2 separate regions of the Homo sapiens genome follow, and region 2 is linked to region 1. The links are chromatin loops, found by intact Hi-C in ENCODE. Cell type or tissue: IMR-90. All regions are shown on one strand.

Evidence for each region. Peaks named below come from ENCODE experiments on the same cell type or tissue, not always from the same donor. Only the 100,000 strongest peaks of a DNase experiment are listed, where the experiment ranks them.
Region 2: a loop joins it to region 1, with 4 times the contacts of the local background. A loop is called at or near these places in 100 of 110 quality-filtered maps.

Annotation. Positions count from the first base shown.
Region 1 is chr18:58,120,094-58,125,093 of GRCh38, forward strand. All of the region lies in intron 1 of NEDD4L (NEDD4 like E3 ubiquitin protein ligase), which reads left to right. Among named protein-coding and RNA genes, the nearest start is that of NEDD4L, 78 kb to the left of the region's middle. In IMR-90, a CTCF peak has its summit at 1,996 (motif pointing left); a DNase peak (open chromatin) is centred at 1,968.
Region 2 is chr18:58,052,309-58,057,308 of GRCh38, forward strand. The region is part of intron 1 of NEDD4L (NEDD4 like E3 ubiquitin protein ligase); the gene reads left to right. Among named protein-coding and RNA genes, the nearest start is that of NEDD4L, 11 kb to the left of the region's middle. In IMR-90, no CTCF peak of the experiment used is centred here; DNase peaks (open chromatin) are centred at 1,923 and 2,233; H3K4me3 peaks cover 317 bases; H3K27ac peaks cover 306 bases.

The DNA.
Region 1 (5,000 bases):
GATCCCTTCTTGCTTGCTCTCTTCAGAACCCATGAAACCTCTCTGGCTGCCTTGACGTCAGCCAGATTGGACTGCCCAAATAGAAAGGCAGAAATCCCTGTCGAGGCCAGACAGCAAGGATGGAGAGAGGCAGGGGGTGAAATGAAACACACCAGGAGGAGTAAAGACAAGGCCTTCTGATGTCAGCCAAGAGCAGGTGTGGATTAGGCAGTCCTAAGTTTGAGTCCTGGTTCTGCTATTCATTGGCCAATTGTATTCTCCCTCCCTCTACGATGAGGTTAATTACAGTTACCTCACTGGGATTTGTGAGGATGGAATGAGGTAACAAAACATAAAATACTATCAGTACAATGCCCAGCTCATAATGAGTATGCAGCAAATGTTCACCCTTTAAAAAATGCCACGGCCGGGCGTGGTGGCTCGCGCCTGTAATCCCAGCACGTTGGGAGGCTGAGGCGGGCGGATCACGAGGTCAGGAGATCGAGACCATCCTGGCTAACACAGTGAAACCCCGTCTCTACTAAAAATACAAAAAAATTAGCCAGGCGTGGTGGCGGGAGCCTGTAGTCCCAGCTACTCGGGAGGTTGAGGCAGGAGAATGGCATGAACCTGGGAGGCGGAGCTTGCGGTGAGCCGAGATCACGCCACTGCACTCCAACCTGGGTGACAGAGCAAGACTCCATCTCAAAAAAAAGAAAAAAAGTCCCTTTCTACCTTCAAATTCAGGAAAATTTTCTTTAGTCCAACAGATGTAATCCCCCCCTCACTCCCCCATCCCCACTGGTATCTTTATGTACTCAGGTGACTATTACCATATTCTGCTTGGACTGTTTTTATACATTGCAGATAATTTGAAGATATGGACTTAGGTAGGTTTTTAGATTTATAATAATTAAGTGATGTTTTTCTATCAAGTGATGAAAGTTTCAACAGATATTTGTTAAAATTTAATTTAGCCAAAGGAAGACATGCCATTTCAGCAATGTGATCTAAGTAAAAGTGTCTTCTCTTTTTTTTGGTGGGGAGAACAGAGTGTAGAATGATATTAGTAAGATAGAGAATTGATGACCAAACCATAACTGCTAGCATTTTAGTAGAGGACACAACAGAGAAAGGATTCTCACGTGTGTTATTAGGATCTTGGATGAGAGTGGGCTGTTATTTTAACTTTGGCCCCTGTTGGAGCAAATTACTCTTTGGGGGCCCGGTTTTCCTCAGGAACTACCTACAGAATTCAGTGAGATAGATTTTAGAACCCTTCTGAATGCTGCTGGTTTGGAGATTCTGTCTGTAGCAAGTTTTGTTCAGTTGTTAATCTTTCTTTCTTTTCTTTCATTCTTTTTTTTTTTGACAGGGTCTCTCTATCACCCAGGCTGGAGCAGTGGTGTGGCCCTGGCTCACTGCAGGCTCAAGCGCTCCTTCCACTTCAACTGCCCAAGTAGTTAGAACCACAGGCGAGTTCCACTACAGCTGGCTAATTAACAAAAATTTTTTTTGTAGAGATGAGGTCTCACTGTGTTGCCCAGGCTGGTCTCAAACTCCTGGGCTCAAGTCATCATCCTGTGTTGGCTTTCGAAAGTGCTGGGATTGCAGGCATGAGCCACCACACCTGGCCAACTATATGTTTTCTATGTTTATTATATTTTCTGATTTGTAATGTATTTTAAAATTATCCCAATAATATATGAATGCAATCTTGAAAAATACTCAGCATAGCCTTTAGGCTAAAAAGTGGAGGTCTGCCATTTCTCTGCCTTGCCCCATTCCCTTCCCATGTCTTATTTTCCCTGTTACCAGGTTGGTGTGAAGCCTTTGAGACCTTTTTCTCTGCACACCCATATATGTGTTTTTTCTATGTTTTTATAGTATTGTTTCATTTAAAAAATAAACTAGGTTTTTGAACTTGAGAAATTTCAACTCGTTCTGCTCAGAGCTTTGTTTTATTAAAATCAGTGCCTGGGAGTTGCTCAAGTCTTTGGGCTGTGTCGCCCTCTAGTGGTAGCCCTTTGGCTTACAGCTGCCATTCAGCCCTAGGGCTGGGGTGGAAGTGATGGTTTTGTGCCCACAACCTGATGGCAGGGTTGGCAGTGTTTAGTTGCTGACAAGTGTCTAAAACTCAATCTAGGCCGGGTGCTGTGGCTCACGCCTGTAATCCCAGCACTTTGGGAGGCCAAGGCGGGTGGATCACCTGAGGTCAGGAGTTCGAGACCAGTCTGGCCAACACGGTGAAACCCCGTCTCTACTAAAAATACAAAAATTAGCCGGGTGTGGTGGCGGGCGCCTGTAATTCCAGCTACTCAGGAGGCTGAGGCAGGAGAATAGCTTGAACCCAGGAGGAGGTTCCAGTGAGCCGAAATTGCGCCATTGCACTCCAGCCTGGGCAACAAGAGCAAAATTCTGTCTAAAATAAAATAAAATAAAATAAAATATAAAAGTCTAGTGAGCCCTGGAGTGGTGTTTGCCTTGCTACCTCCAACTTGCCCTTTTTAAGAGACTTAAAATTTGTGGTAACTTTTCACATGATGTGTATTTAGATACTGCTGAGTTAATGAGGCTGCTATACCTGGCTGATTTATTGTTTGCTTTCAAAGCAGTTGTCAAGTGGTGTCCACCCATCCCACTGATGGATTTTTTTTCTTTTTTCTTTTTCTTTTTTTTTTGAGACAGAGTCTTGCTCTGTTGCCCAGACTGGAGTGCAATGGCATGATCTCGGCTCACTGCAGTGTCTGCCTCCCAAGTTCAAGCAATTCTCCTGCCTCAGCCCCCTGAGTAGGGATTACAGGTGTGTGCCACCACGCCTGGCTCATTTTTGTATTTTTAGCAGAGATGGAGTTTCACCATGATGGCCAGGCTAGTCTCGAACTCCTGACCTCAAGTGATCCACCCACTTCAGCCCCCCAGAGTGCTGGGATTACAGGTGTGAGCCACTGCACCTGGCCCCACTGACTGTTTATATCTGTTATACTGTTCTTGCCTCTGTGCCTTTTGGGTTCCCTGTCATGGCAGCATCCTTACATCCTCCACCACCTCTGAATGTTCCCGCACCTTCTCTTTCTAATGGAAGCCTGGCTGGCCCTTGAAGACACCGCCAACCCTGCTGGTCTCTTCACAGAGTATCCACCCAGCAACCTGGCCTGTCCATTCTTGACTTCTTCTGGTCCAGCTGCCTTTCTGTACCTCATTTTAGTGACCCTTTTTAGATCTCGTCCAGGTTAGCCTCTAGAACCCTGATCTCAGGCACCCCACTCTGCGATCTTCCGTTCCCAGCCTTCCCACTTGAAATCGTCTTGGAAATCCCGGGCTTTGCCAATCTGTGGACCCACCACCTTTTCACCCCCTTTCCGGTGCCCTCAGGGGACTTTGCTGTAGCCTGAACCTCATGGTCCCTTCCTGTAAACAGCCAAACTGCTTTGTACTCCCTGAGGAGACCCCCGCCCCGGTTGGACACCCCACCCTGGTTAAACCCACTTTCACAATTATTCCAAAACTGCCAACTGGACTTGCATCTCTTCAGATCGGCTGTCATCACTCATTGTATCAGGAATCTTATTACACTTTTGCAGCAGTTTCATCGGTTCAGAGAAAACTCTTTCATACCTTCTGCTCATCAGTTCTCCACACCTCCCATCATTCTCCTAGCTGATGACTTTGCTGCTTGTCTCATTGAGGAAAGAAGCCGTTCAGTCAGTGAGACCCCCTGTCTCGCCTCCACCTTTCCACCTGCTGCCGCGGAGGCTTCCCCAGCTCCTGTCTCACTCAGGCCCCTTGCCACTCTCAAGGCATCTTCTTCCTGCTTCCCAAGGATGTCACTCCTGCAGTTAACCCTTTTTCCTCCTGCATTATTCGTTTCTTCCTTTCTTCCGCATCCTTCCAAATAGCGTAAAAACAGGCCTTATGACGTTTCTCTTTAAAAATGTCCTTACCAGTGCCACGTCCCTCTTGGCCACTGCCCCTGTTGTGCCTCACTCCGTAGAAAGAAGTGACCTGTAGAGACTATATCCTGCCCTCTCCAGCGCCTGCCTTCCGATTGCCCCTTCCAGTCTAGTAACTGTGTCCATTCCTTCTCCAATGACCGGGTGACAAGCTGTCCCTTCTGAGAGTGCCAGAGGGTGTTCCCCGGGTGGGAGGCCGGATGTCAGTGCCAGCTGTGCTGTCCTGGGTGAGCCTGTGAGGGACCACATCTGGTCAGACTCGTGCATGGCCTGCCCTCATCTTCCTCCGCCTGCGGTGCCTTTGAGAGCATTGACTCCACTAAGCCCGATTTCTGTGTGGCATGTTGTCTGTTCCTCCCCGGCCTCCTCGATGGCTCCTCCTTGGTCTCCCTCTGGCTACTCCTCTGCTTCTCCGCCTCCAAGTGCTGCTCCAAGTGCCTTCTGTGCTCTGTCTCCATCCATCCCAAACCTTCCAACACTCTCTGTAAGTGGAATCTCACCTTGAGGCTGCCAGCCCAGCCTCCTCACCTCTGTGCTCCATCTTTAGAGAGTCACCTCTCTGTCTGGCATTCCCACTTGAGGACCAAGATGATTCTCAACCTTAACGTGGCCCACATGGAGCCGCTGCTCTTCCTGCCCAGATCTGCCTTCACCACCACATCCTGCCCACTGTCACTAAACGGCACCAGCTCTTACCTGGTTTCTCAGTAAAAAAACAAGTTTATCATCTTCCCTCACATACTTTATTCAATAATAATCACTAACATTTATTGAGTGCTTCCTATGTGCCTGACACCATTCTAAGCATTTGAAGAAGAGTGTATTAACCTGCATGAGGAAGGCTATTAAAACCTATGTAATTAATTAATTAATGGATGGATGTGTGGATGAATGAATGGCAGGGTCTTACACTGTCACCCAAGCTGGAGTGCAGTGGTCCAATCATAGCTCACTGCAGCGTCAGACTCCTGGGTTCAGGCAGTCCTCCCACCTCACCCTTTTGAGTAGCTGGGACTACAGGTGCTTGCCACCAGCTAATTTATTAAAAAACATTTTGAGAGATGGGGT
Region 2 (5,000 bases), 68 kb before region 1:
TTTCATGAATAATAGAATCTCACTATGATTGTAATATTTTGTTTTGAACTGGAGTGCTGATTATTGTAATCCCTTTAGGTGAGAAAAGCCTTATTATATAAGTGTATCTGGGGTAACTAGCTTAAATTTGACACTCCAGTCAACTTTTTGTCCCTGACTTCAGTCCTGCATTGATTCAAAACGCACCAAGTTAAATGTCAAGGCTCTCAGATTCCCTTGCTGTCATCAAATTCAGTGTTTGGTGACTTCTTGGCAGGCAGACATCTACCAAGAGATTTTGTATTCTTTTTATACCTCCTATTCACCAAAAGAAAAGGGCCATTCAAAAGTGAGTTTTTCTTTTTTTTTTTTTTTAAGTTTAAAAAGCTATGATGTGGCCACCCATGGTGGCTCATGCCTATAATCCTAGCACTTTGGGAGGCCAGGGCAGGCAGATCACTTCAGGCCAGGAGTTCAAGACCAGCCTGACCAACATGGCAAAACCCCGTTTCTACTAAAAATACAAAAATTAGCTGGGCGTCGTGGCGTGCCCCTGTAATCCCAGCTACTTGGGAGGCTGAAGCAGGAGAATCGCTTGAACCTGGGAGATGGAGGTTGTGGTGAGCTGAGATTGCAACTCTGCACTCCACCCTGGGTGACAGAGTGAGACTTTGTCTCAAAAAAAAGCTGTGATGTGAAACCTGTTCTGTGAAGGTGGAACTTGGAAAGGCTTGTAAGGATGGTGGTCCCATGAAGAGGATGAACAAACCAAGGGAACTGTCCTCTTGCTGGTTTGGGTGATGTCCCATCACCTGTCACTTTGTTTGTTTGGGCTGCAGTGGACCAATGGTTTCCCAGGCACACTGAAGTGACATGTAGATGGATTGCTTGAGTGGCTCCGGCATGTTTCCATCTCCTGTCTACCAGGCAGAGACCGTGTTCCCTGTTTTGAGGGGATCCAGAAGTGCAGTGACAAGGGCCTGATTTGCATCTCCAGCTCCTGGTCTTGCCTGTGTTAACAATTTTTTTTTTTTCTTTCCAGATGGAGTCTCACTCTGTCGCCCAGGCTGGAGTGCAGTGGTGCAATCTCGGCTCACTGCAAGCTCTGCCTCCCGGGTTCACGCCATTCGCCTGCCTCAGCCTCCCAAGTAGCTGGGACTACAGGTGCCCACCACCACGCCCGGCTAATTTTTTTGTATTTTTAGTAGAGACGGGGTTTCACCATGTTAGGCAGGATGGTCTCGAACTCCTGACCTTGTGATCCACCTGCCTCGGCCTCCCAAAGTGCTGGGATTACAGGCATGAGCCACCGTGCCCGGCCAACAATTTTTACATTCTAATTAATTTCCAGTTTCCAACCTGACTCAAGGTTTAGCTCTTCGTCTCTTGGGTGCAGTTTTGGATCATGTCTTATAATGTATATTTAAAAGTGTGTTGTAAAGCTGGAATTCCCATTGTGGGTAAATGCTGAGATTGTTGTAATACTGAGAAGTGCACTTGGGAACCATGGCCAACACTGCCCTAGCTGACCGGAGGTTGCACTGAGTTGTCCCCTTTGAACATCTGTTATGAATGAATGTTGGAAAATGCAAAGCCAATCATTTCTTTTACCTGACCTATGTGATGTTAAGTTTTAGTTTTATGTTTTGGCAAGTGAGTGTTGGATGTCACTAATGTGAGGAGGCCGGTGAGGGCAGACTTTGGGTCAGAGGTAATGTAGGAGATGAAGACCCTTTCTATTAATTTTTCTTGTTTAATTGAAGATGTTCGTGTTGAATGGGTTTTATTTACATGTATAAGTTCTTTTTTTCTTAATGCTGGAAGTTACTTTGGTTTTTCAGAAAATGCAAGTAACCCTAATCTATTTAGAGAATTACTTTGCTTAGTAAGCACTCAGTACTATTTAGTAATGGGGAAAAAATGTGTTTGTGTCCCACAGCGTGACAGGCTCCACAAACTTACTTACGAATCTCCTAACTACCCTGAGAACCTGAAGAATGGGACTTTGTGGAGAATCTTCTGCTTTCTTTGCTAGTCTCTATTTTTCCTTCTCAGTTATTAAGTGAGTTGTCTTTGGGTGTCCTCATCATGCTGACTTCATCTTGCCCAGTTTGTTTTGGGTAGAGGAAGGAGTGCAAGGTTTAAAGGAAAAGCAAAGCCTGTACAACATGGTGAGACCCCATGCCTGTGGTCCCAGCTACTTGAGAGGCCCAGGTGGAAAGATAATTTGAGCACCGGGGTTCAGGAATGCGCTGAGTAATGATTGCACCACCGCACTCGAGTCTGGGCAACAGAATGAGACCTCATTTCAAAAGAAAAAGAAAAAGCAAGACTGAATCATTTCACTTTGTATTCTCCTCCTTGCTCTCATTCCTTTTGTGCTTCATGCATTGTGTGTGACAATTGGATGCAGCCGTAATTATTGTCAGTAACTTGGTTTTTAAGCTTCAGACTGTATTTCCTCCTCACTTGTTAACACCAGAAGATAAATGAATGTGGCTCTTGGATTGAACTACATCTACAGGGAGCTGAACTTCCCATGTTGACGTTGAATTCTAGAGTATGCTTATGCTGATTCTTGAGAAATTGGTATGTGCCGTGCCTTTGGAATTGATACCTTAATTTTCAGTGAATATTATTGGTATTATTATTAAAGAGAACACTTTAAGCCAGGAGTAAGAGCTTTTCCTCCTTTTGAGAAGTGAGGTACAGAAGAGTATACTGCAGCTGTGGGAGTGATGGGTGGGGTGGGGCAGTGTTGAAGAATATTTAATACCACGAAGATGTCACCAGTATAATATTAAATAGAAAAAGTAGGTTATAAGACAGTGGATCCAGTAGAATCCTATTGTGGTTAAGTGTTTATATGTAGAGAAAATGACTAGGGGCTAGGCACAGTGGCTCACGCCTGTAATCTGAACCACTTTGGGAGATAGAGGTGGGAGGATCACTTGAACCCAGGAGTTCAAGACCAGCCTGGGCAACATAGTGAGACTCTGTCTCTATAAAACAAGAAAAAAGAAAAACTAACTAGGGATATATTCCAGCATGTTAGTGGAGGTTATCTTTGAGCAAAGGGGATTATAGGTAATTTTTTATTGTCTTGTGTTTTGCTTACATGTGTTTTCTATATTTCTACAATAAACCTTTTTTTCTTAATATAAAAGTAAGTTTAAAAGTGAGTTTAAAAATCCCTGAAAGGCATGTACTTCAAGCTTCAAGTGAAAGTTATAGTACTTGTTCAGCACAAATACTGATATAGTGTTTGTTCAGTGGAACACTTATTTAGGGTCTGCCTTGTGTTTTGTGTCTAAGGATTACCAGGTCATTTTCATATTAGGAGCTCACCACTACGTTGGGAGTTGGAGAGATAGAGCAAGGACTATTTTAAGGAAAAAATGACTGGTAAATTGTATTTCTTTTTCCCCACTTGCAGTTTGCAAAATAGATGTTTCATTTCTCTCCACTGTGGACACTTAAAGTTTGAATTTCCATCCTTCTGTGCACTCCAGTTGCGTGAAAGTAATTTACATTGCTAGTAGTGGTTTGGGTTCTCTGAAATTTTTTGTGTGTGCTATGGAAATTGTCTCCTGTGATCAGACTCAAATCCATTTCTCCTTATTATTGTTTTCTTAGGTTTTGAGTTAGAGACCTTTTCATGACCGTATAAGGTGTTGAATAGGTTTAGATATCAAAGTGATAGCTATGCATAGCTATACTCACCTGTGAGCGGTCAGCTCTTCAGTGTTTCTTTCAACTGACTTGTAATATCCAGCCACTGTTGGGTGTGACCTAAAGTGTATCTCTTCCCAAACAGAAGGGAGGAGTTGACAAACACCATGTTACTTTTAATCAGAGACTTGTCCTTGTCCCCCTTCCCCCAGCCTTTTAATAATTCTGAATTCATGTTGCAGTCGATATGTGTTTAAAGTGTTGGTAGGTTTCTTGTACTCACACCATCCTCCTCCACTCCTCTCACCCCCAAAAAGTGACAGCTGACAGTTGATGGCATCTTAGAATTGTGAGGCTTGAGTTGGTCTGTCTCAATTCGTGTTTTATGGTGGCCCATAAATTGTGAAAGATAATTGATAGTTGTCATGGGAACTAGTTATGTTGTTCAGCTATGATGTCTCAATTAGGAAATGTTCACCTAGACAGTAGGGAAATGGGCCAGCTCAGGGATGTCTTCAGGAACCAGGTTCATTGTTTTTTCTGCTTTCCCTTCTACAGCCTGGCTCTTTCCAGGGCTTCTTGGTCCTAGGCTGGCTGCCACTGACAGAGCTATGCCTTTTTTTATTTTTTTACTTTTTTTCAAGACAGTCTCACTCTGTAGCCCAAGCAAGAGTGCAGTGACACCATCTTGGTTCACTGCAACCTCCACCTCCTGGGTTTAAGCGATTCTCCTGCCCCATCCTCCCGAGTAGCTGGGACTACAGGCATGTACCACCACACCCAGCTAATTTTTGTATTTTTAATGGAGATGGGGTTTCACCATGTTGGCCAGGCTGGTCTTGAGCTCCTGACCTCAAGTGATCCACCTGCCTCGGCCTACCAAAGTGCTGGGATTACAGGTGTGAGCCACCATGCCCAGCCAGAGCTATGCCCTCTTTTTTTTTTTTTTTTGTTTGTTTGTTTATAACTGTGTACTTGTAAAGGAAAGAGAACGGCCTCCTGTGCCTTAAATCTTCTGTTGTGTCTCAGGGCCCACAGAGGCTGAGATCTGTTCATCCTGCAACCAGTCACCGTGGCAAGGAGGAGATAGAATTACCTTTTTTTCTTACCTTTTGAGCCAGGGGTAAAGTCAGGCACGGTGACCCTGCATTCCACACCTTGGATAATCCATCCACCTTCAGAAATGCCCCTGGCTTCGTGAAATGCACATGCTCCCTTTCTCCAGGGAGGTGACCCGAATATGCAGCTAAGTATTGCAAGGATTTCTGGGTAATATTACACCTGAAAGGAGGTTTTTTTTTTTTTTAATTATCTGGTGATTTATGACTAAATAGGCTATGTCTCTCAAA